Linked DNA regions of Homo sapiens: region 1 is linked to region 2. Evidence: chromatin loops called from intact Hi-C (ENCODE). Cell type or tissue: tibial artery. All regions are shown on one strand.

Evidence for each region. Peaks named below come from ENCODE experiments on the same cell type or tissue, not always from the same donor. Only the 100,000 strongest peaks of a DNase experiment are listed, where the experiment ranks them.
Region 1: a loop joins it to region 2, with 5 times the contacts of the local background. A loop is called at or near these places in 75 of 110 quality-filtered maps.

Annotation. Positions count from the first base shown.
Region 1 is chr1:64,231,314-64,233,813 of GRCh38, forward strand. UBE2U (ubiquitin conjugating enzyme E2 U) reads left to right here. Exons shown (of 10, transcript NM_001366232.2): 7 at 1,248-1,336. Among named protein-coding and RNA genes, the nearest start is that of UBE2U, 29 kb to the left of the region's middle. RefSeq lists an enhancer at 1-87. In tibial artery, no CTCF peak of the experiment used is centred here; no DNase peak of the experiment used is centred here.
Region 2 is chr1:63,673,423-63,675,922 of GRCh38, forward strand. All of the region lies in intron 1 of LOC105378771 (a long non-coding RNA gene), which reads left to right. Among named protein-coding and RNA genes, the nearest start is that of PGM1, 81 kb to the left of the region's middle. RefSeq lists an enhancer at 1,544-2,045. In tibial artery, a CTCF peak has its summit at 1,166 (motif pointing right); a DNase peak (open chromatin) is centred at 1,249; H3K27ac peaks cover 1,984 bases.

The DNA.
Region 1 (2,500 bases), 560 kb after region 2:
CATTGTTGTCTGCTAAATGATCTGTGACAGCAAATTGATCACAAGCTTTTTCATGCAGGAGATATAATGCAGCCTTTCATTTTGTTACCTCTGTTGCCAAATGCTGAGACATTTCATTGGCAAATTCATGTTAGTTTAGTATATCATTTAGTCATCTACAGCACAGCATGCGGCTCTGGAAGCAATAATAGTAATGATTAATTTATCTTCCTCAAGTTTCAAATTTCTACTTAAGTGTGATTGTAAAAGTAACAACACTTTCGAAAAATGTTAGTCTTAGGTGTGCATAATTGTTATTTAAATAAATGAATGAATTAACACATTTAGATAATGCCTCATTAATTTAAAAGTTGAGTCAAATACTTAATTTAAGGTACCTATGATTTACCTTTAAAAACTAATGCTAATATACTTGTTCTGACTGAAAACTTGCTTCTTCTTCTAAAGAGCTAAGAACTTCAATTGGAAAACAGGCATAAGGCATATTGCACTGGATGTCTAAGCAGCTGTTTAAGCCAGTTAATTAGTGATTTCACATGTCTGAAAAAATATGCTTAAGTAATGTTTTGTTTATAGAGTGTTGAGAATCTCTGCAAGTTTGTGGAAAAATGCCTGGAAATGCAGTTATTTAAGGGACTGCTTTATAGTTTTCATTTAACACCTTATAACAATCTTTGCTCTCCATTAGGACATACTAATATTAGCACAGGGAGGGGAAAGTAGCACCCAGGAGTATTAGAAAAGAGCTGTTTTTCCCCTCTTTGAAAATAGCCAGATTCTCTGTAAAAACTAAACTAATCTCAATTCTAATACTTGTATTCTGTCCCCATTATAAGAAATAAGGGTTTTTTACTAGAATTTGGCATTGAAGTTCAAGAAAAATGTTTATTGTTTCTTATAGAATGAGAAATTGACAGGTATAACGCTTTGCTTAGAGTTCTTTTTTAATGTTAGTCATGAAAGGCAGATGTCTTAAACCTGTATTTTTCTTTTTATAATATACATGTGGGTCCATATTTACATTTATCATTGAAATATGATTTGAACATTTTCTTTTTCGTTATTTGTATTCATTATTGGTGGAATCAGTATATTGGATACAATTGTTAAAAATGCATGTTACAATTTGCAAGTCAGTTTAATATCTTGTGACAAGATATTATGTGAACAGTCCATATAGCAGTACAATAATTTTAAAAAGAAAATTTACAAACTGCCCATCGTCTGATTTTTATTTATATTTTCAGACCAATTAAAACAACCTCATTTAGTGATTACTACCAGACATGGTCCAGAATAGCTACATCAAAAGCCACAGAATACTACAGAACTCCATGTAAGGTGAACTATCCTTATCCTATGTCCTTTTGGTATATGTTAATCTGTTAACATTTATCTTGGTTTCAAAGACTAATTGACACACATCTGCTATGTAAGAGTGATAAACTTCTCTGTAGGCTCTATATACTATTCATTCAACAACTATTACTTTAGTTCTTTTTTTCAAAAAAAAATAATTTTAACTTTTTGTCTTGGAGACAGAGTCTAACTCTGTCATCCAGGCTGGAGTGCAGTGGCACAATAATAGCTAACTGCAGCCTCAAACTCCTGAACTCAAGCGATCTTCCTGCTTCAGCCTCCTGAGTAGCTAGGATTATAGGCAAAAGCCACTATGCATGGCTAATTTTTTATTTTTACTTTTTTTTTTTTTCGAGATGGAGTCTGGCTCTGTTGCCCAGGCTGGAGTGCAGTGACGCAATCTCAGCTCACTACAAGCTCCGCCTCCCAGGTTCACGCCATTCTCCTGCCTCAGCCTCTCGAGTAGCTGGGACTACAGGTGTCTGCCACCACGCCCAGCTAATTTTTTGTATTTTTAATAGAGACGGGGTTTCAGTGTGTTAGCCAGGATGGTCTTGATCTCCTGACCTCGTGATCCGCCTGCCTCAGCCTCCCAAAGTGCTGGGATTACAGGCGTGAGCCACCACACCCGGCCTTATTTTTACTTTTTAGAGATGGGGTCTCACTATGTTGTCCAGGCTGGTTTGGAACTCCTGGCCTAAAGCAATCCTCCCGCCTCAGCCTCTCAAAGAAGAATACAAAGTTCTTTTGTATAGAGCCCTGGACTGAAGTCTGATTAAAAGCCAGAAAGAAAGATAGTCAATTGGAGGAATAACAGAAAAGTTCCCAATCTTATGAGGTTTACTTTACTTCCTTTACCCCAGAGAAAAGCTTTCACACCAGAGAGAACCTTTTTATTTCTCCTCTAAGCCACAAGAAATATTAGGTAGAAATTCAACAAGAAAACATAAGAACATAGGGCTGTTCAATTATATCAATCTAAAAGGAAAAATCATCTGTTACCATCATACATCAGGAGCTAAAAAGACAGATTGAGAGAGCTGGACAACTTTCCGGTTCCATTTAACTGGATCTTTAGAGTACTATTTCATTATCTGGATGAAAGTAGGTTGTCCAGTCTGCATACACTTACTGAAATACG
Region 2 (2,500 bases):
GCAGTGGCGTGATCTCAGCTCACTGCAACCTCTGCCTCCCGGGTTCAAGCAATTCTCTGCCTCAGCCTCCCAAGTAGCTGGGATTACAGGTGCCCGCCATCATGTCCAGATAATTTTTGTATTTTTAGTAGAGACAGGGTTTCACCATCTTGGCCAGGCTGGTCTTGAACTTCTGACCTCGTGATCCACCCGCCTCGGCCTCCCAAAGTGCTGGGATTACAGGCGTGAGCCACCGTGCCCGGCGTTCTTTTAGTTCTTCAAGCAGGCCAGGCTCCTTCTTATCTCATGGCCTCCTCACATGTTGTTCTTAGCTAATTCCTATACATCCTTCAGCTGTCTGCATGTAGGTCATGTCTTTAGAAAAGGCTTCCCTGACTGCCTGACTAGGCCAGGGTCCCCCTACAATCCTCCTCTCCAATATAAACTCCTGCAGCACCAATGCTTTTCCTTCTCAGCACTCATTGCAGTAGTAACGAATACATTCTTTGTTCACGAGATAATTCCTTATTTACAGTCCATCTTCACCACTGGACTATACGCTTCATGAAGTTAAGGACCATTTGTCTTTTTAAAATTTTTATTTCTTTTGAGACAGTCTCATTCTGTTGTTCAGGCTGGAGTTCAGTGGTACAATCATGACTCACTGCAACCTCCACCTCCTGGGCTCAAGCAATCCTCCTGCCTCAGCCTCCTGAGTAGCTGGGACTGCAGGTGTGCACTACCACATCTGGCTAGTTTTATTTTTTGTAGAGATAGGGTCTCACTATGTTTCTCAGGCTGGTCTTGAACTCCTGGGCTCAAGTGATCCTCCTGCCTCAGTCTCCCAAAGTGCTGGGATTAGCAGCATGAGAGACCACGCCTGGCCACGACCATTTATGTTGATCATCCTTATGTACTCAGTGCCTAGCACAGTGCTTGGCACAAAATAGGTGCTCAGTAAACATTTGTCAAATGAAAAAAAAATGAACGATTGAATGTTTGACTTGGAAACCCATGCCTTCGATCTCCACAGGCTTTGTAATCTAATACACAAACACAGGCAATCCTGATTCATAACGTGACCACAGAAGGTTCCCTGGGGTGGTAGAGAGCCTCATGCATGATTTAGTCAGGTATTTTGAGCTGGGATTCTGTCTGACCAGGCCAGAGTGGACCTTGCTCCCAGGAGATGGCAGTGTTGTGCAGTCTCTGACTCATCAAGGCTCCCACACTGACTTCCCTGAGACCCTGGAAGCTATCGAGCTGGACCTTGACCTCTCAAGCCGTGGACGCCAAGTCCCAGGGCCAGGTTTTTAAAGGAGCTGTGTGTTCAAAGCAGCTGAGAAGCAGAGCCTTTGTTCCAGAGACTGGCAGTCCCCCAATCCAAGATAAACAACCCTCCTCCCCAACTCGAATGATGGATCTGGTTTGGTGTTCTGTTCAAGAACTCTCTTTCCAAGAGTGGCTCAAAGGCTCCTTTGCAGCTTTTAAATTTTACAATCTCTTAGGAGAGAAGACCCAGGCCACAGAGTTGCTACCTCCTGGTGCTTTGGAAGATTCTCCCTATTCATACTTTCTCTCAAATCCCACAGCTGCTACTTGCTGTGAGTGCAGACTAGCACAACCACCAACACGGACCCACAGGTAGACCATCCTGTTCAGATCCTGGCTCTGTCACTTACCGTGTGACTTAGGACAAAGCCCTTACCTTTTCTCAATAAAAAGAATAGTAATACCTATTTCTCAGGCTTGTGCTGAATGATTAATCAAACAGTGCCTGGCACTGTGCACCTGGCACTGTGCCTGGAGCATAGTGGGTGCTTAGTAAACATCGGTTCCCTTCCCTCTCCCCCTCCCACACTGCGCTGCTGAAGGAGCTGGGGGAGGGAATGTGAGAAAGCCTCCGCAGCAGGATTTCACTAGCAAATGTCTAAAAACAACAACCTTCTTCTCTTCCCTGGAGCACCTTCCTATCCCCAGTGTGACTGTAAAGCCAGATTAAAAAGCGCCCATGGTCATTGGAACTCGCCCCAGTCAAATAATCCACGTTACCAGTCCGGTCCATGTCAGCCCGGCTCCTGCTGCTCCCCACTGTGGGGAGCCAGGTGCTCCTGGGAATCCTGAGGTTCACCCTGGCCCAGGGGCCTTGGCTCCCTTTCAGTTCGTTGCTTTCTTTTGTGGTGGAGCATCTGGGCTGTAGCACTGGAAGCGTTTTGGCCCTGCTGCTGGGCCCTTATCTCTGTGCTGTGTGAGCCCCATTCCTGCCACGTCGGAACCCATTAGGGACCACTCTGCTGAAGCTTTTGAAGGAGTAATCAGTTTGTAGAGGGAAGGGGCTGTGCCAAGCCAGGCCAGATGGAGTAAGTAATGAAGGCCCCAGATTAATCTCGCCTGTCTCTTTTTTCCAATATGAAGGCTCAACCCAAGAGCTTGGCAGTCTCAAGACAAATTATACTTGTCAGCTTCAAAGCATAAGTTCCCTTCCAAGCCAGAATGCACTTTCTCTCTTTCTCTCCCCATC